5 separate regions of the Homo sapiens genome follow, and regions 1, 3, 4 and 5 are each linked to region 2. Evidence: read pairs that join two places in POLR2A ChIA-PET (ENCODE). Cell type or tissue: OCI-LY7. All regions are shown on one strand.

What was found. Peaks named below come from ENCODE experiments on the same cell type or tissue, not always from the same donor. Only the 100,000 strongest peaks of a DNase experiment are listed, where the experiment ranks them.
Region 1: POLR2A ChIA-PET joins it to region 2 with 8 read pairs; 1 of 35 experiments calls an interaction of 5 or more read pairs at or near these places.
Region 3: POLR2A ChIA-PET joins it to region 2 with 5 read pairs; 7 of 35 experiments call an interaction of 5 or more read pairs at or near these places.
Region 4: POLR2A ChIA-PET joins it to region 2 with 5 read pairs; 3 of 35 experiments call an interaction of 5 or more read pairs at or near these places.
Region 5: POLR2A ChIA-PET joins it to region 2 with 6 read pairs; 1 of 35 experiments calls an interaction of 5 or more read pairs at or near these places.

The regions. Positions count from the first base shown.
Region 1 is chr6:26,090,896-26,094,895 of GRCh38, forward strand. HFE (homeostatic iron regulator) reads left to right here. Exons shown (of 6, transcript NM_000410.4): 2 at 1-209; 3 at 419-694; 4 at 1,790-2,065; 5 at 2,224-2,337; 6 at 3,291-4,000. The coding sequence ends at 3,331. It also overlaps HFE-AS1. Among named protein-coding and RNA genes, the nearest start is that of HFE, 5.5 kb to the left of the region's middle. In OCI-LY7, no CTCF peak of the experiment used is centred here; a DNase peak (open chromatin) is centred at 1,736.
Region 2 is chr6:25,385,689-25,389,688 of GRCh38, forward strand. The region is part of intron 2 of CARMIL1 (capping protein regulator and myosin 1 linker 1); the gene reads left to right. All of the region lies in intron 1 of LOC124901281 (a long non-coding RNA gene), which reads right to left. Among named protein-coding and RNA genes, the nearest start is that of CARMIL1, 110 kb to the left of the region's middle. In OCI-LY7, no CTCF peak of the experiment used is centred here; DNase peaks (open chromatin) are centred at 1,333, 2,003, 2,433 and 3,253; H3K4me3 peaks cover 3,602 bases; H3K27ac peaks cover 4,000 bases.
Region 3 is chr6:25,332,935-25,336,934 of GRCh38, forward strand. All of the region lies in intron 2 of CARMIL1 (capping protein regulator and myosin 1 linker 1), which reads left to right. The region is part of intron 2 of LOC124901281 (a long non-coding RNA gene); the gene reads right to left. Among named protein-coding and RNA genes, the nearest start is that of CARMIL1, 56 kb to the left of the region's middle. In OCI-LY7, no CTCF peak of the experiment used is centred here; a DNase peak (open chromatin) is centred at 2,107; H3K4me3 peaks cover 607 bases.
Region 4 is chr6:25,296,929-25,300,928 of GRCh38, forward strand. The region is part of intron 2 of CARMIL1 (capping protein regulator and myosin 1 linker 1); the gene reads left to right. Among named protein-coding and RNA genes, the nearest start is that of CARMIL1, 20 kb to the left of the region's middle. In OCI-LY7, no CTCF peak of the experiment used is centred here; DNase peaks (open chromatin) are centred at 811 and 1,703; H3K4me3 peaks cover 1,196 bases; H3K27ac peaks cover 796 bases.
Region 5 is chr6:26,202,129-26,206,128 of GRCh38, forward strand. It overlaps H4C5 (H4 clustered histone 5), which reads left to right and starts at 2,482. Exons shown (of 1, transcript NM_003545.4): 1 at 2,482-2,893. The coding sequence starts at 2,517. The coding sequence ends at 2,828. It also overlaps the pseudogene RPS10P1. RefSeq lists enhancers at 2,270-2,519, 2,530-2,669, 3,990-4,000. In OCI-LY7, CTCF peaks have their summits at 2,277 and 2,477; DNase peaks (open chromatin) are centred at 383, 853, 2,363, 3,253 and 2 weaker places; H3K4me3 peaks cover 3,846 bases; H3K27ac peaks cover 4,000 bases.

The DNA.
Region 1 (4,000 bases), 710 kb after region 2:
TTCCTTGTTTGAAGCTTTGGGCTACGTGGATGACCAGCTGTTCGTGTTCTATGATCATGAGAGTCGCCGTGTGGAGCCCCGAACTCCATGGGTTTCCAGTAGAATTTCAAGCCAGATGTGGCTGCAGCTGAGTCAGAGTCTGAAAGGGTGGGATCACATGTTCACTGTTGACTTCTGGACTATTATGGAAAATCACAACCACAGCAAGGGTATGTGGAGAGGGGGCCTCACCTTCCTGAGGTTGTCAGAGCTTTTCATCTTTTCATGCATCTTGAAGGAAACAGCTGGAAGTCTGAGGTCTTGTGGGAGCAGGGAAGAGGGAAGGAATTTGCTTCCTGAGATCATTTGGTCCTTGGGGATGGTGGAAATAGGGACCTATTCCTTTGGTTGCAGTTAACAAGGCTGGGGATTTTTCCAGAGTCCCACACCCTGCAGGTCATCCTGGGCTGTGAAATGCAAGAAGACAACAGTACCGAGGGCTACTGGAAGTACGGGTATGATGGGCAGGACCACCTTGAATTCTGCCCTGACACACTGGATTGGAGAGCAGCAGAACCCAGGGCCTGGCCCACCAAGCTGGAGTGGGAAAGGCACAAGATTCGGGCCAGGCAGAACAGGGCCTACCTGGAGAGGGACTGCCCTGCACAGCTGCAGCAGTTGCTGGAGCTGGGGAGAGGTGTTTTGGACCAACAAGGTATGGTGGAAACACACTTCTGCCCCTATACTCTAGTGGCAGAGTGGAGGAGGTTGCAGGGCACGGAATCCCTGGTTGGAGTTTCAGAGGTGGCTGAGGCTGTGTGCCTCTCCAAATTCTGGGAAGGGACTTTCTCAATCCTAGAGTCTCTACCTTATAATTGAGATGTATGAGACAGCCACAAGTCATGGGTTTAATTTCTTTTCTCCATGCATATGGCTCAAAGGGAAGTGTCTATGGCCCTTGCTTTTTATTTAACCAATAATCTTTTGTATATTTATACCTGTTAAAAATTCAGAAATGTCAAGGCCGGGCACGGTGGCTCACCCCTGTAATCCCAGCACTTTGGGAGGCCGAGGCGGGTGGTCACAAGGTCAGGAGTTTGAGACCAGCCTGACCAACATGGTGAAACCCGTCTCTAAAAAAATACAAAAATTAGCTGGTCACAGTCATGCGCACCTGTAGTCCCAGCTAATTGGAAGGCTGAGGCAGGAGCATCGCTTGAACCTGGGAAGCGGAAGTTGCACTGAGCCAAGATCGCGCCACTGCACTCCAGCCTAGGCAGCAGAGTGAGACTCCATCTTAAAAAAAAAAAAAAAAAAAAAAAGAGAATTCAGAGATCTCAGCTATCATATGAATACCAGGACAAAATATCAAGTGAGGCCACTTATCAGAGTAGAAGAATCCTTTAGGTTAAAAGTTTCTTTCATAGAACATAGCAATAATCACTGAAGCTACCTATCTTACAAGTCCGCTTCTTATAACAATGCCTCCTAGGTTGACCCAGGTGAAACTGACCATCTGTATTCAATCATTTTCAATGCACATAAAGGGCAATTTTATCTATCAGAACAAAGAACATGGGTAACAGATATGTATATTTACATGTGAGGAGAACAAGCTGATCTGACTGCTCTCCAAGTGACACTGTGTTAGAGTCCAATCTTAGGACACAAAATGGTGTCTCTCCTGTAGCTTGTTTTTTTCTGAAAAGGGTATTTCCTTCCTCCAACCTATAGAAGGAAGTGAAAGTTCCAGTCTTCCTGGCAAGGGTAAACAGATCCCCTCTCCTCATCCTTCCTCTTTCCTGTCAAGTGCCTCCTTTGGTGAAGGTGACACATCATGTGACCTCTTCAGTGACCACTCTACGGTGTCGGGCCTTGAACTACTACCCCCAGAACATCACCATGAAGTGGCTGAAGGATAAGCAGCCAATGGATGCCAAGGAGTTCGAACCTAAAGACGTATTGCCCAATGGGGATGGGACCTACCAGGGCTGGATAACCTTGGCTGTACCCCCTGGGGAAGAGCAGAGATATACGTGCCAGGTGGAGCACCCAGGCCTGGATCAGCCCCTCATTGTGATCTGGGGTATGTGACTGATGAGAGCCAGGAGCTGAGAAAATCTATTGGGGGTTGAGAGGAGTGCCTGAGGAGGTAATTATGGCAGTGAGATGAGGATCTGCTCTTTGTTAGGGGGTGGGCTGAGGGTGGCAATCAAAGGCTTTAACTTGCTTTTTCTGTTTTAGAGCCCTCACCGTCTGGCACCCTAGTCATTGGAGTCATCAGTGGAATTGCTGTTTTTGTCGTCATCTTGTTCATTGGAATTTTGTTCATAATATTAAGGAAGAGGCAGGGTTCAAGTGAGTAGGAACAAGGGGGAAGTCTCTTAGTACCTCTGCCCCAGGGCACAGTGGGAAGAGGGGCAGAGGGGATCTGGCATCCATGGGAAGCATTTTTCTCATTTATATTCTTTGGGGACACCAGCAGCTCCCTGGGAGACAGAAAATAATGGTTCTCCCCAGAATGAAAGTCTCTAATTCAACAAACATCTTCAGAGCACCTACTATTTTGCAAGAGCTGTTTAAGGTAGTACAGGGGCTTTGAGGTTGAGAAGTCACTGTGGCTATTCTCAGAACCCAAATCTGGTAGGGAATGAAATTGATAGCAAGTAAATGTAGTTAAAGAAGACCCCATGAGGTCCTAAAGCAGGCAGGAAGCAAATGCTTAGGGTGTCAAAGGAAAGAATGATCACATTCAGCTGGGGATCAAGATAGCCTTCTGGATCTTGAAGGAGAAGCTGGATTCCATTAGGTGAGGTTGAAGATGATGGGAGGTCTACACAGACGGAGCAACCATGCCAAGTAGGAGAGTATAAGGCATACTGGGAGATTAGAAATAATTACTGTACCTTAACCCTGAGTTTGCGTAGCTATCACTCACCAATTATGCATTTCTACCCCCTGAACATCTGTGGTGTAGGGAAAAGAGAATCAGAAAGAAGCCAGCTCATACAGAGTCCAAGGGTCTTTTGGGATATTGGGTTATGATCACTGGGGTGTCATTGAAGGATCCTAAGAAAGGAGGACCACGATCTCCCTTATATGGTGAATGTGTTGTTAAGAAGTTAGATGAGAGGTGAGGAGACCAGTTAGAAAGCCAATAAGCATTTCCAGATGAGAGATAATGGTTCTTGAAATCCAATAGTGCCCAGGTCTAAATTGAGATGGGTGAATGAGGAAAATAAGGAAGAGAGAAGAGGCAAGATGGTGCCTAGGTTTGTGATGCCTCTTTCCTGGGTCTCTTGTCTCCACAGGAGGAGCCATGGGGCACTACGTCTTAGCTGAACGTGAGTGACACGCAGCCTGCAGACTCACTGTGGGAAGGAGACAAAACTAGAGACTCAAAGAGGGAGTGCATTTATGAGCTCTTCATGTTTCAGGAGAGAGTTGAACCTAAACATAGAAATTGCCTGACGAACTCCTTGATTTTAGCCTTCTCTGTTCATTTCCTCAAAAAGATTTCCCCATTTAGGTTTCTGAGTTCCTGCATGCCGGTGATCCCTAGCTGTGACCTCTCCCCTGGAACTGTCTCTCATGAACCTCAAGCTGCATCTAGAGGCTTCCTTCATTTCCTCCGTCACCTCAGAGACATACACCTATGTCATTTCATTTCCTATTTTTGGAAGAGGACTCCTTAAATTTGGGGGACTTACATGATTCATTTTAACATCTGAGAAAAGCTTTGAACCCTGGGACGTGGCTAGTCATAACCTTACCAGATTTTTACACATGTATCTATGCATTTTCTGGACCCGTTCAACTTTTCCTTTGAATCCTCTCTCTGTGTTACCCAGTAACTCATCTGTCACCAAGCCTTGGGGATTCTTCCATCTGATTGTGATGTGAGTTGCACAGCTATGAAGGCTGTACACTGCACGAATGGAAGAGGCACCTGTCCCAGAAAAAGCATCATGGCTATCTGTGGGTAGTATGATGGGTGTTTTTAGCAGGTAGGAGGCAAATA
Region 2 (4,000 bases):
TGGTGGTATTTTTATTTTGGATTTGGATCAGTCAGCACTAACATAAAAAATGGCCTCTTTCATGGTGCAAATTAGTAAGGCTTCACTTTCAGCTCTTGAATTTTTCCAAGACTCATTATTCCAGTCTGTAGATTATTCTGAGCCTTAGACTCTCATTTTCTGCTCATTAGCACCTCAAAGAATGGAGAGGAAGGAAGAGAGAGAAACTTCAGTCTGACTTGCTACTTGTTAGAAGATTTGGTAAAGAAGGTGATGAAATTAATATTTAGTTTTCAAAATCAGGTTACAGATTGTTTTTGGGCTTGTTCTTGCCTGCAGTTCTTGCTTTCTCTCAACCATAGCTAACTTGCTGTCTGGATACATCCGAGTGTATTTGCCTCATGCACAATGAAGGGTAGGATTAACCTTGGAAATTTGCTGTGGGCAAATAGCCCAAGAATTAATACATTTAATAATACATTTAATTATTTTACCAATCACACTGGTTATTTGCAGTGTCAAAGCAGTTACCTTGGTATGATATAAGGACATGGAATTAATTTTGTTGTTTATAATCTTTGTGTGTGTGTGGGGTGGGTGGTGAGGACGGAATCTTGCTCTGTCGCCCAGGCTGGAGTGCAGAGGCTCAATCTTGGCTCACTGCAACCTCCACCTCACAGATTCAAGTGATCCTCCTGCCTCAGCCTTCCAGGTAGCTGGGATTACAGGTGTCTGCCACCACACCTGGCTAACTTTTTGTGTTTTTAGTAGAGATGGGGTTTCACCATGTTGGTGAAACTGCTGACCTCAAGTGATCCACCTACCTCAGCCTCCCAAAGTGCTGGGATTACAGGCCTGAGCCACCATGCCTGGCTTGTTGTTTGTAATCTGATATCTTGCTACTTGAACTTTGTTAGTATGGTTTAGGAGTAGGAACTTTAAAATGAAAACGAACACCGCCCAGGACGTTGAAGAAATAACTGTACCCACTTCATAGGGTTGTCAGGAGGGTTAAATGAGTTAATATAAGCAAAGACTAAGGTCCAGCACATAGTAAATGTCATATAAACACTGGTCATTTTTATTGATTTTACTTTGAAAGTCAATTAGAATTTGCATGAAAGTAACAAGCAATAGGTGAAAATCATGATAGTACTAGATAATACAAGACATCATGAGGCCGGCTGTGGTGGCTCATGCCTGTAATCCTAGCACTTTGGGAGGCTGAGGTGGGCGTATCACCTGAGGTCAGGAGTTCAAGACCAGCCTGGCCAACAACATGGTGAAACCCCATCTCCACAAAAATACAAAAATTAGCCAGGCATGATGGCCGGTGCCTGTAATCTCAGCTACTTAGGAGCCTGAGGCGGGAGAATCGTTTGAACCTGCGAGGCCGAGATCGCACCATTGCACTCCAGCCTGGGTGACAGAGTGAGACTCTGTCTCCAAAAAAAAAAAAAAAAAAATCACAACAGACTAGATAACACTCTATGATGTCACCTTTTACTTCACTAAGAACACATTTAATGTACAGACTATATGCATTTTTAAATGCTCTGGTTCAAGGAAAGTTAAAAGTGTTTATAGTTATAGGTCTACATTTGAGAAATACTTGTTATGAACTGAGGAACAGGCAAATCCAGCATTTGGGCCACAACTTTTCTTTGATAGTTCCCCAGATAATAGGCTGAAGAGCATATGCAGAGATATAAAAGTCAATGAATAAGTGAATAGCTGAATCTGTTGAACACTATGCTCACAGTTTCTAGTTCAAGACAAATGAAACATTAACATAAGTTGTTCTGAATTTTCTAAGTGAAGAATTCTACCCTTCTTTAAGTTAAAAGATTTATAACCTTTTCAATAGCAGTATATATTCTGCAATTCAGCAGCTTTTCTTTCTGTGATTTTGAAGACCATCTTTTGAAGATGCAGAATTTAGAATTCCTACTTGGGGGCATTTCTTCAATTCAGTGAGCCATTCATGAGATTCAACCAATGGAAACATTAAACACAATGAGTGTGAGGAACTGAAAGTGCTTTGTTTTTTGGTTGCAGTGACTTCTAATTGAAGCAAACCAGCTATACATGTGGATGGTCATGACTTTATAATTACAATTAAAATATTTTCAGTAGAAGACTGAGGCCTCAGGGAAAGCATCGTATGAAATAGAGAATAATCACCAGATGCAACTATGGGCCCCTTTTCCGAGTGGGTAATGATTTCTTTGCCTCTAGCTGTGAGTTGGCAAATGGACTCTGTCATTTTGGGTATCTGTTGGAAGAAAGAAAAGGAAGGAACAGAACGATGAGAGAAACAGTTCATAAGAAAAAAAGAGAAAAAGATCTTGAGCAGATAGGCAAGTAGAAGTAAAAATCCTCACTGTTTGAGGCCTCCAGACCTTGTTGAACCATGTTACTATTGTAGCATTACACCTGCAATGTGTCTGCAGGTGTTCTGGATGTTTTGAAACTCATTTGATGTAGAAGCGTTTCTTGATGTCAAGTTATGTTGGATTTGGCATCATTATTCTCTCTACAACAGTAGAGTAAAGGCTGGAGAGTATTGAAAGGCTAATTTTTTTTGGTGATGTCTGCCTTAGTTAAAATAGCTACTATTAGGTGATAGAAATGAAGGTATTTAGCACACACAACAGTTTTATTATGTTTTGTCTTTTAGATGTGGATTTCTCTACTTTTTTTGTTTTGTTTTGTTTGAGATGAAGTCTCGCTCTGTCGCCCAGGCTGGAGTGCAGTGGAGCGATCTCAGCTCACTGCAACCTCCGCCTCCCGGGTTCAAGCAATTCTGCCTCAGCCTCCTGAGTAGCTGGGATTACAGGCAGGCGCCACCATGCCTGGCTAATTTTTCTGTATTTTTAGTAGAGACGGGGTTTCACCATGTTGGCCAGGCTGGTCTCAAACTCCTGACCTTGTGATCCACCTGCCTTGGCCTCCCAAAGTGCTGGGATTACAGGCATAAGCCACCGCACCTGGCCTTTTTTTATTTTATTTTATTTTAAGAGACAGGGTGTTGCTCTGTCATCTAGGCTGGAGTGCAATGGCATGATCATAGCTCACTGCAGCCTGCAACTCCTGGGCTCAAACAATCCTTTCACCCCAGCCTCTCAAAGTGTAGCAGCTGGGACTATAGGCACAGACCACCACACCCAGCACATTTTTACAATTTTTTTGTAACAAAAAAGGGAGGCTTCTTTTTGTTGCCCAGGCTGGTCTTGAATTCATGGCCTCAAGCGATCTTCCTGTGTCGGCCTCCAAAAGTGCTGAGATTACAGACATGAGCCACCACACCTGGCCTCTACTTAACAGGCACTACCAAGAAAGTAGGAATGACTGCCCTAAGGGGAATTAGCTTTTACTCCTTACTGATGGGGATTTCCTGCCTCCACTACTAGAGAAACCCACATTTCCATGTTTTACGTTCAGTACTCACCAAACATTTCCAAGTGCCTGGCACTGTGCTTGTCTCATCCACAGATGCTCTGCCAGTAGAAAATGGAATGGTTTTAATTGAGAAGACATGAGGAGGACTTCTATTTCTTAATTGGAGTCTATAAGCAAACTTCAAAAGAATCTTTCAGCTTCTCATTGGTTTAAAAATTATGACACTGTCTATTATATGTTTTGCATAACTTTAAATCTTCTTTTAGTCATATTGTATTGTTTTCTTTTTTGAGATTTGGGGGGGTCTTGCTGTGTTGCCCAGGCTGCCCTTGAACTCCTGGACTCAAGCTATCCTCCTGCCTCAGCCTCCCAAGAAGCTGGGGATACAGGCATGTGGCATAGTCAAATTGTTTTGCAAAAGTGTTAGCTGCTTGAGATTTTAGGCAGATTGGAAGGTGTCGATCACTTCTTTTCTCCAAAGTGTAAAATGGAATAATTGCTGGAATTGGATGTCAGTTTGTTTTTATTCTAGACACTATGAAACATGACTAATGATGCCAGGAATACTTGAGTCAGCATGTGAAAAGGAAAAAGCAATGAGTTGTTTCTGCCCAGTGAT
Region 3 (4,000 bases), 53 kb before region 2:
GTGGACATATGACCCAAGAGTCCTTCATTGGGGTCTAGGGAAATACCGCCTTGAAGAGAGAGGCTCTCTTTTTCTGCTGGAGAGACTAAATGGTTTACACTCAGATGTGATTCCTGCTACGTGGAGGAAGTCCATCTGAATAGTACAGATTGATGACCTTGCCCAGAAAAGCAGAGATTCTACAGAAATGTGGAAAGTCCCCTCCCTGCTGTTTACTACACTGTATCCCTTGGAATGCCAGCGCTTAAAGGTGTTAAGTGAGTAAAACTTCTTTGGTCAAATAAATTTAAAGAAAGAAATTTCTTGACAGCAGAACTTTTCAGATGAGCCTTTGTAATGAATATGCGGCTGGGCATAGTGGCTCATGTCTGTTATCCCAGCACTTTGGGAGGCTGAGGTGGGTGGATTGCTTGACCCCAGGAGTTCGAGACCAGCCTGGGCAACATCACAAGACCCCTTCTCTGCAAAAAATACAAAAAATACAGAAAAATCAGTGATGAGTGCAGCTGTAGTCCCTGCTACTTGGGAGGCTGAGGCAGGGGCATCGCTTGAGCCTGGAAGGTCGAGGCTCCTGTGAGCCAAGATTGTGCCACTGCGCTCCAGCCTGAGTGACAGAGCAAGACACTGTGTAAATAAATAAAAATATGTTTTGTGCTTCTTTAAGAGGAGGATTAGTAAACAGTGTTCCCCAAATCTATTTGACAGTGGAGGGTTTTTTTTTGTTTTTAAATGGGACATCTATAAATATCTCTCAGTTGGAACCCAGCTTGAAATATTGCTTGAAATGCTATAACAGGTTGTCATTTTTTTGTAGTCATAGTGGGGATGGGTGAGTTGTTCTTTATTTCTGGCAAAACTGGTAGGCTCCATATAACTGTCATTACTTCCTGATGTTTTATAGCTTGTTAAGGAGACAAAAGCCTTTTTTCTTCTCCTAGTATTTTAACATGTTAGTACCAGATATTATCTATGCTTAGGTATGAATTTTGGCTCAGAGATTTTCTCAGCATCACACCAATGATAAGTTTCATGATCCTAGAATGTACTTTCCCTGTATTCTTTCTCCTCTGCTGGTGTTCTGTGAGTCCACGTGTATGTGTGTGCAGGACAACACTTAAAGTGGTTATTCTTTCTTCAAAGACTCAGTTCAACACACCCCTGGTGGCTGTTGTAGCTCAGGGTTGAGTAGTGATCCTGGTATTAAAGATGAGAAATTTGTTAGGTAGCCGCTATGAGCTGCAAGGTTTCCTGAGGCAGAGGTATCCGGAACAGAGTCAGGGAGGCCATGGGGCCAGAGGCCTTCCTGATTCTGGACACACAGAGTACCTTGGTTTCCCCACCCTACCTTAAAAATATATTCGGATTCACTTATACCGATTAATTACTTAGAGAGAGTGAATGTATTATAGTTATGTGAACTTGTACTCCCTGGCTGTCTCTCTTCTTATGCCTTGGTGATTTGTCTAGAGGATAAATTGCTTTTTGGCTTTTATAAATTCTGTTTTCTTCTACCAACTGCTAACCATTAACATCTCAATCAAATGGGGGAATTTGCAGTTATCAGCTTAACTAATCTCCATGCCCACATTTCTTGCTTCTCTCCCTGTTACTGACCCAGATCCTTGATGATAACTCATTGTAGATTTTGTTATCATTTAAAACCTTTTCAACTAGGTACTTGATATAATAGTTCTTATTAATTTTTAATTAATTTTATATTATTTAGTCATTTGCTGAGTTGGTAGATATTTATCTTGTGATTTCTTTTAAAAAAGTCTTAGTTCTGAGATGAACCTTTAACAGCACCCTTCTGTGGCAGTCTACTAAGCACAGTGTTAACCTGAGGTCTTTGGAAAGGCCAGCTTCTCACAGATCTAAGGGATGCAATTTGCTGGCAAATCTTTAGTTGGCCAGTCTTGACTACATCTGATCAAAGTTGGGAAGTGAGCTGCTGGAGACGGTGACATTTTCTGAAGCATGAACAGTAACAATCTGAAACCATAGGCCCTTCACACCTCTTCTGTCATTTCGTCTTTGCTACCGTCCTTGGAAATAGCCTGTCTTTACAAAGGTTTCTATATAGGTTAAGATACTTGCTTGAGGTCATGCAAATAAGAGCTAGTCTGGAGGAAAAACTCAGTTTCCTGTCTCTTCTGTTCATTTCACTGTCCTGCATGGGGTTATGCTTTTTTCTTTCAATGAAGCGTAGGAAGTCTCCTTGGGAATCATCTGTGCTGATCTCTGTGTGTGTGTTTTAAATTGCAATTTGTGTTGCAACTGGTAATTCCAGTTCTTGTATATTACTAAGGCTTTCTCTGTAGATGGATAGTTAATCCGTGAAAATCCCGAAAAGCATGCAGCTCTGTTGATTTGATTTTGTTATAAGATAAGGAATGCATAATCACTCTGGGTTCCTGGCTTTAAATTATAAGGATGTGTTAAATTATGAAAATGAAATGAGGTTTCTAAAAATTCTATATTCTGGAAAATGCTATTAAGCAATTTCCATTTTGATGCAATGTATATTTAAAAAGATATATTTTCTGTGTATAGTTGTACTGTTTTTAATCTCCTTGTGATTTTCCTGAAGCTGTGCTTAAATGTGAACAATTGTTTAAAATAAACCAATAAAGGAGAGAAATAGGATGAAGATATTTTACATGTTTTACTAATTCTGACATGTCCCCAAGTGATAAATGGTATTCAGAGGCTGTCTGTACAAGAAGGGTTCTTACAGTCCATTTCTAGACTAATTTCAGAGAACGCAGCACCTGAGTGGCCAGGTGAGCTGTGCTCACTGTGGGGCGGCAGGGTGGGCGCTAAAGCCTTGAGTCCATGCTCAATGCGCTTTCCCCTGCCCCGTGCTGGCATCCAGATTTTTGTTTATTGTCTCTAGTTTCTACATCCTTTGTAGGCAATGAAACTCACCTTATATGGAATTGTACGTGTCTTTTATAGGAAGAGTATGTGTGTCTAAGTTAATCACTCCTGGTGGGATCTCTGTCTGCTCTGTTACTGTGTTGGCCATTGTTACTGCTCTGTTACTGTGCTGGCCCAATGAAATAGTCTCTCGGCCATTTGACTACTTCAGTTTAGGCCCTAGATTGTTTTGCAACTTGCTTCCTAGTTCATCCCCCTTCCACCCATCTTCCATATTTCCAGGAGAAAAAAAATAAAAATAAAAACTTTAATGTCTCCCCCAACCCCCAGATTTTAGGTACTGTTTTCTGCCCCCTGTCTCGCTTTCTAGCTGTTTCTCCTCTCCTGTTTGCATGCACCCTTCTCATTCTGGCTTTAGGAACTACTTGCTGTCTTGACAGTGACAGGTTTCATCCCTCCATGCTTGTAGGTTGTTGCACCATCCTATGACCAGAATACCTTCCTCTCCCCATTTCAGCCATTAGTACTCAGCTTCTGTATGTGCTTCCCTAGGAAGTCCTTCCAGTGACAGACTGTACTCTACTCACCTCCCCTGTGAGCAGCCTAAGGCAGTATGGTAGCGAAGAGTGTGGGCTGTGGTCTCAGGTTGCCTGGGTTCAAACCCAGCTCCTAGCTGTGTGACGTTGGACAAGTCACTTAACTTCTTTGGGCTTCAGCTCTCATCTCTAATTAATAGTATTTAAGGTTGTTTTAGGGTTAAATGACTTAATGGATGTAAATCATTCATGAAAGTGCACATACGAACATCCTGTTGCTCACAATCTAGTATTACTAGCTTTTAAGCCTGGAAAACCAGTATGATTCCATTTTTGTACCCTCAGGCCCCTTTTATAGTACATAGGACATGGTAGGCACTCAATAAATGTTGCTTACTTGAATAAATGAAACAAAAAAGTCAGGAAACACAGAACACTTATTTTAGTGTTTGTTAAGTTATGCCCTGCTTTGTTCCAGAAAATGATTTATTTCAATTAGGGTTTCAGATGTACCCTTTAAGGAGCAATGTATGTATCTGTAAACTTTATATTTTCCTCAGAGTCACAAGCCGTTTGGAATTTCA
Region 4 (4,000 bases), 89 kb before region 2:
CTATCTTTAACTAACTAACTAACTAACTAACTAACTAAAGCATTTTAAAACGTGGCATCTCGCTTTGTTGCTCAGGCTGGTCTCCAACTGTTGGACTCAAGCACTCCTCCTATCTTGGCCTCCTGAGTGTCTGAGACTACAGGCACAGGCCACCATGCCCAGCCTCAGCTCCTTTTCTTTTAAATCTCTTGGTCCAATTTATATTCTTTGCCAGCATCCTTGGGACAGCACAAATGTTGAAGTTTGGGGAAACATTTTGTACAACTTTGTTCACTGAATCACAGTCACTGCTTGTGCTGTTGATAATCAAAACTAGGCTGCACAGAGTGACGTAGTCACATATTTGGCTTGGGTGTACAGATGTTTCCCTTCAAGCATCTTGGATGTCTTGCTCCTTATCAGAATTTTATCTCCCCCAAATTCATTGTTTGTGAATTAACTGTAAAGTTCTGGGAGCGATTTCCTTTTCAACAGTTTGCCTTTCTAGAAAAAAACTTTTGGAGTTTAAATAGCACTTAACCCTCTATCATTTTACTCTCTCTGAAGTGGTCTCTGTGGAGAACATGTTGGGTCTTCTCTGTTCAATATCTCTCTCTCTCTTTCTTGGCAAAGCCTGGATGCGAGAAGTTGGTCCAATCTTTCCTGTCCAGGGTTGCTTGTTAATACAGCATCTGGAGCAAAGGAAAGGCTATTAGCACCTTGTCACTTGGAGTTTCTTAAGCATTGTTCCATTTATGTGTTCTTTCTGCAGAGATTTAATGAAAGTGGCATCTGTCTTTACACCTGACATATGCAGGTTGTCCGCAGAACTGAACAAGTGGTGTCAGCAACACTGTATATGCAGGAAGGCTTCATGCTCACGTCGTTTTTTCTGTGTTCTCTGGGAGTAGCCAACTTCTTTATTCATCAGAGTAGGGCTTTACATTTTAATATTCTAGAGAGAGATGCTTGTGGTGATATATTTAGCCTTAAATTCAGGAATGGCTTCTTTTTTCAATGTCTTTACATTTTACGCCTCCCATTTTCTGTGTTAATAGGTAAGTGTGCCTACATTTAAATTCTGAAATGGCATTTGCTAACATTTAATCTTGGCCAAGTTATTTAACTTCTCTGTGCCTTACTTTCTTCATCTGTAAAATGGGTGTAATAACAAAAAACTACATTGTAGCTTTGTTTTGAAAATTAAGTGGGATATTACATATAAAATATTTCATAATAGTGCCTGGCACATAGTAAGTCATGAGTAAGTCTTAGCTGTTATTGTTAGGGGTAGTGTCGTGATAATGCTAAATGCTTTGATTAAAAGAATCTAATTGTATATTTGAGTCACAGATTATTCAGATATATTTTATATAAATATTTCAAAAGAAATACCTCAACTTTGCATGTCTTCCTGGCCCTGTACAAGGTACATGTTGTTATGTTTTCTCTGCTCAGAGCTATTTTAAGCCAGTACAGACTGTCTACAGAAATGGGTTTAGAATGTTTTTTCACTCTGCTGTTCTTAAAGAGGGTACACTGCTTTTGAGAAATCTTTTTTAAAGAAAGGGTTCAAGTTCAGTGTTGAGAAATTTGTCTCTGAGGACAACGCTGTGCATTTCCAATACGTATCTGTTTTTCATCTTGCTTTCATTGCAGATCTGCATGTATTTAGATATATGCTCAAGTCCCTCTTTCACTTCCCAGTTACTTAGAGTGAAAAAAAGAAAACATCAGTAGTTGGTGCCTGTTCATTCACTTAGGGCTTTCTTGGTCCTTTCAGGGCACTGCTGTCTGTTGCTGTTGCCTCACTCAGTTTGCTTCCTCTTGGATTTCAGTTATGATTGCTTTTTTTTTTTTTTTTGAGACGGAGTTTTGCTCTTGTTGCCTGGGCTGGAGTGCAATGGCGCGATCTCGGCTCACCGCAACCTCCGCCTCCTGGGTTCAAGCGATTCTCCTGCTTCAAATTCCCGAGTAGCTAGTATTACAGGTGTGTGCCACCATGCCCAGCTTATTTTGTATTTTTAGTGGAGACAGGGTTTCTCCATGTTTCAGGGTGGTCTCGAACTCCTGACCTCAGGTGATCTGCCCGCCTCAGCCTCCCAAAGTGCTGGGATTACAGGTGTGAGCCACTGCGCTTGGCCGATTGCTTTTATTTTATAGCCGGTCCTTGATCGGGGGTGCAGGGTGCATTATCTGAGTTCATTGGTGTGTGTGGCTCTGTGTCTCCATAGTCAGAAGGATTCCTGGGCATGCTGGATTCTTTTTTTTTTTTTTTTTTGGGAAAGAGTCTCACTCTGTTGTCCAGGCTGGAGTGCAGTGGTGCAATCTTAGCTCACTGCAACTTCTGCCTCCCGGGCTCAAGGGATTCTCCTGCCTCAGCCTCCTGAATAGCTGGGATTACAGGTGCCTGCCACCATACCCAGCTAATTTTTTGTATTTTTAGTAGAGACGGGGTTTTACCATGTTGGCCAGGCTGGTCTCAAAGTCCTGACCTCAGGTGATCTGCCCGCCTCGGCCTCCCAAAGTGCTGGGATTACAGGCCTAAGTCACAGCACCCGGCCCATGCTGGGTTCTTAATCTCCAGGCTGTGCTGGACTCTCACCTTCTAACCAACCTTGAGGTATTTCAGTCCCAGCACTATTGACATTTTGGTCAAAACAATTGTTGTGGGGGCTGTCCTGTGCATGATAGGATGTTTACCAGCATCTGTGGCCCCTCCCCACTAGATCCTGGCACCATCACCCACTCTTCCCACAGTTGGGATAATTAAAAATGTCTCCAGAGGCTGGGCACGGTGGCTCATGCCTGTAATTCCAGCACTTTGGGAGGCCGAGGCGAGCGGATCACCTGAGGTCAGGAGTTTTTGAGACCAGCCTGGCCAACATGGCGAAAACCCATCTCTACTAAAAATAGAAAAATTAGCTGGGTGTGGTGGCGGGTGCCTGTAATCCTAGCTACTTGGGAGGCTGAGGCATGAGAATTGCTTGAAACTGGGAGGTAGAGGTTGCAGTGAGCTGAGATTGTGCCACTGCACTCCAGCCTGGGGCGACAGAGTGAGACTCCACCTCAAAAAAAAAAAAAAAAAAGTTTCCAAACATTGTCACATGTCCTTTGGATTGTAGAATTGGCCCCCCCACTGAGAATCATTGGTTTAGATCAGTGGGTTTCAAATGTCAGAGAGCAGGTGTGTATTTTATCATATTTAGCTTCTAGAGTTATGTCTAAGTCTCGAAATTTACAGTTTTATGATATAGCCATTGTTGATTTATCTAAAAGTCTATATGCATTTAAAATGCTTATTTTTGAAATATTTAGATAACCAAATCTGTATGTAACAAAAATAACAAATCCCACCACATAGCAATTTGTCTTGTTTTAAGATACCTAAAAGATCAGACCAGTGGTTCTCAATATTTGGTCCTGAGAAACAGCAACATTAACATCACCTGATAACTTATCAAAAATGCAAAAGCAGGCCAAGCGTGGTGGCTCATGCCTGTAATCCCAGCAGTTTGGAAGGCCAAGGAGGGAGGATCACTTGAGGCCAGGAGTTCGAGACCAGCCTGGCCAACATGGCAAACTCCTGTCTCTGCTAAAATATGGAGGCACACACTTGTAATCCCAGCTATTTGGGAGGCTAAGGCATGAGAGTCACTTGAACTCGGGAGGTAGAGGTTGCAGTGGGCTGAGATCGTGCTACTGCACTCCAGCCTGGGTGACAGAGTGAAACTTTTCCTCAAAACCAAACAAAACAAAAAAGCAAAATCAAAGCATAGGAGACCTATCTAGACCTACTAAATCAGAAACTCTGGCAGTGGAGCCCTGCGATCTGTTTTAACAAGCCCTTCAGGTCATTTTGATGCACACTGAAGTTTGAGAAACACTTGGTTAGTTACTTAGGTAACTAGGTAACTAAGTATATTACTAAGTTACTTAGATAATTAAGTTAGCTCCAGTTAGAGACCCATAGAATAAACCTTATTGAGAAATAAGTATAACCTGCTATATACAGAACTTT
Region 5 (4,000 bases), 820 kb after region 2:
CCAGCCCGGGACCCTACAGCTGCTGAGATGTTGATGCGTAAGAAGAACTGGATTGCCATTTATGAACTCCTTTTTAAGGAGGGAGTCATGGTGGCCAAGAAGGATGTCCATATGCCTAAGCACCTAGAAATGGCAGACAAGAATGTGCCCAACCTTCGTGTCATGAAGGCCATGCAGTCTCTCAAGTCCCAGGGCTACTTGAAGGAACAGTTTGCCTGGAGACATTTCTAGTGGTACCTTACCAATGAGGGCATCCAGTATCTCTGTAATTACCTTCATCTGCCCACAGAGATTGTGCCTGCCACCCTACACCACAGCCGTCCAGAGACTGGCAGGCCTCCGCCTGAAGGTCTGGAGGGTGAGCAACCTGCAAGACTCACAAGAGGGGAAGCCGACAGAGATACCTACAGACGGAGTGCTGTGTCCCCTGGTGCTGACAAGAAAGCCAAGGCTGGGGCTGGGTCAACAACCGAATTCCAGTTTAGAGGCAGATTTGGTCGTGGGCCTGGTCAGCCACCTCAGTAAAACTGGAGAGGATTGTTTTGCATTGAATAAACTTACAGCCGAAAAAACTTAAAAAAAAAAAATTCAGTAATGTATTAACTAATGTTCTATTAAATTACAATTTTATATATATAATACAAATATGTAAATACTATTAAAATTATTATAGAAGCATGTAAATTCTTCCTAAATATCACAGTCTCACAGAGTTTTGATATTGCTGGCATTTTAACAGCAGCAATTTACAGTTCCTTTTTGTTTAGTTTCTACATATTTGATTTCTTTTCACAGTAGAAGTCCTAACATTTGCATGCCTAGCAGGGCATACAAATTAACTAACATGTACCCAGTAGCCTTCGAACTGAAGACTCAAAGATACAGGGGAAATCATACATTTTTATGCTTAGATTCAACAAAGTAGGGACAGCTGTGTAGAAATATGATTGGACACAAAGGGTACGAGCTAATGCTAATAGACTGAGCTAATGATAATAGCCCAGCAAGGCCTGTCTATATTCTTGGACTTTCTTGGGCAGCATTCTCTCCTCCTGGGAATAGGACAAGCCCTCTCTTGAATCGGGGTCTTATGACCTACAATCAAACGAGGTAGGCCAGGCAATTTCTTTACTGCCAGTTTTTACACAAAAAGGCAGAAGGAAAGTTGGATTCATATTTTTTAGGTTTTATGGCTAGCTTTGAGTCTAGCTTTGGTTTATATGTTCCATCTTGGGAAGGAAGCAGTCTAGTTCCTATAGCTAGCTTCGGGGAAGAATGGGAGGGAGAAAGAGGAAGGTAGGAGAAGGAGAAAAAGTTACTACGGAGGCCTTCATTTTGTAGCATTGTTTTCTGAGTCCCAACACCTTTTATTTTAAAAGCCTGTAGGAAGTCGCCTATTTAATAACTTGGCCCATTACACGTTGCCAATTCTCTTGTGATAAAGGCTGCTACCAGCATCAAAGAGAACAGAAAACTAACAATAGAGAAGTAAACATTAACACACCAGTGAGTTTCTAGGTTTAGATGTGCGAGTTGGCTAGATATTTAAATGATAATTATAAATTTTAATAAACAGGGAAGAAAGAAAAATAAGCCAAAAATGTAATACGGGCGTCCACAGCGAGGACCAGAATTCATGGGATCAAAAATTTTTTTTTCTTTTCTTTGAGACGGAGTTCCGCTCTTGTTGCACAGGCTGGAGTGCAATGGTGTGATCCGGGCTCACCGCAACCTCTGCCTCCTGGGTTCAAATGATTCTCCTACCTCAGCCTCCTAAGTAGTTGGGATTACAGGTATGCGCCACCAGGCCCGGCTAATTTTGTATTCTTAGTAGAGATGCGGTTTTTCCGTGTTGGAGACTGGTATTGAACTCCCGACCTCAGGTGATCCGCCCGCCTCAGCCTCCCAAAGTGCTGGGATTACAGGCGTGAGCCACAACGCCCGGCGGGATCACTAATTATCCGTGTTTTTCTCTTCGGGAGGAAAATCCTTTTGGTCAGATTTCCCTTGGCTTGGTGGTGGAGAGGGTGAGATCTTGCAGTTTTCAAACACTTCCTAAGGGGGTTCCGTCCCCAAGAGAGCAAGCAGCAGAAATGCCAGAGGAACCGTGCCTATGGGGACAAAGCTGAACTCCTCATGGAAGGAGATTACTGCAGTTCCGGTCTTGTGAGCCAAAGCTCCTGTTCAATCGTCCTAGAGCATCCCAAGCAGCAAATGATTTTAAACATGTTAATGTATTTAATCTCATTTAGTTGTTAAAATATGCCTAAATTTCCTCTTTGGGAACGCAAGACTTGCAGAGATGACTCCATGGAGAGCGGACTCTGCCGGCGGGAACTGGAGTCGTTGGTGACGTCATCCCAGTCTGATCTGTGAAGGGTAGGGCCAGCAGGCAGCACCAAAGTTCCCGTATGCGCGTTTTCAGTCTTCATTTAGGTCCGAATTCCCGGCATATAAGAATACTACCGTCGCTTGTTTTTCAGATTTTTGCGGCTATTTTCGTTGGTGTGTTGGTCATGTCTGGTCGCGGCAAAGGCGGAAAGGGACTGGGTAAAGGAGGCGCTAAGCGTCACCGTAAGGTCCTGCGAGATAACATCCAGGGCATTACCAAGCCTGCCATCCGGCGCCTTGCTCGTCGCGGGGGTGTCAAGCGCATTTCTGGTCTCATCTACGAGGAGACTCGCGGGGTTCTGAAGGTGTTTCTGGAAAACGTGATTCGTGATGCTGTGACTTACACGGAGCACGCCAAACGCAAGACAGTGACAGCGATGGATGTGGTCTACGCGCTGAAGAGACAGGGACGCACTCTTTACGGCTTCGGCGGCTAATGCTACCGCTTAAACGACTCAGCATCTCGACTTCCCAAATCAAAGGCCCTTTTCAGGGCCGCCCACAGTTTTCCGCAAAAGAGCTCATGACTTGTTAGACGATTGGTTGGTCTCTTTATAAGTTAATTGTTCCTGTCAACAGGTACGTATATTTTTCAGCCGTTTTTTTTTTTTCGTTCCAAATTACATTTGGGGTTTCGGCATACGATTTTTTAGGCTACGATCCTTTTATGTTTATTGTAGTAGGGCCTTAGATTGCACTGAAAAGGCTAGGGTAATAGTGTCTGTTTACCTTACCACTTTTATTTTGAGTACCTAAAAATGCATGGTTTTCGACATAAGTGGGAAAACCGCAAGACACTGCGTAACCGCTCAAAATGGCGGAGAGCGAAGAACAAAGCCGGTGCCTGGCAATGGGCCGGACCCGCGAATTAGCGCAACCAATCATCTTCCTGGAAAGGAGTGTGGGCCTTAAATTCTAGCGGCCTGTTTTCTATTACTTAACCTAACGACCGAGTTTAGGTGTGTAGAAGTTCCTGGGGTAGATAAGCTCACGCAAGGAGAGGTTGCAAGCATTCATTTCGGAATTCTATTAAGCCAACCCAGTTGTCCCTTAGAAGTTATGATATTTGCTGTTTTTTGAATAAAAGAATTTGACTCTCTTTAAACCCTAAAGCTTGAAATTTAGCATTTATCTCACATGAGACAAATGTTTAGGAACTCATGTTTAGGAACTCATGTTCCTGCCTGAGGCAGGAACTGAAACACCAGATCACTTGCATCGAGACCGTGAGACTCCCTATGTTTCATCCATCATGATTGCGTCCTTATCCCTCCCTGATTTCCTGTTTTCTCGCCCTTCTCGCTACATAAGCCCCCCAATTTTGGTCGGGGAGACGGATTTGTGATTTCATCTCCTCCCTCATGAATACTCATAGAATTTTTCCAAACCTACTGAATCTGTATGTAAGGTTGACTCTGTAAGGCATATATATATTCCAGCTCCCCTTCACTGCCACAGAGCGCTCATTCCATCCTGGGATTACTTCTCCCTCTGAAAATAAAGTCTTTGTTACTTCCTGCTTGGATCTCATTGTCTATTGTTCAAAAAAGATATGTCGTCATTCCACAGTTATGCCCCAGATGTCTTGGAGATGTGGTTTGTTTAAAGA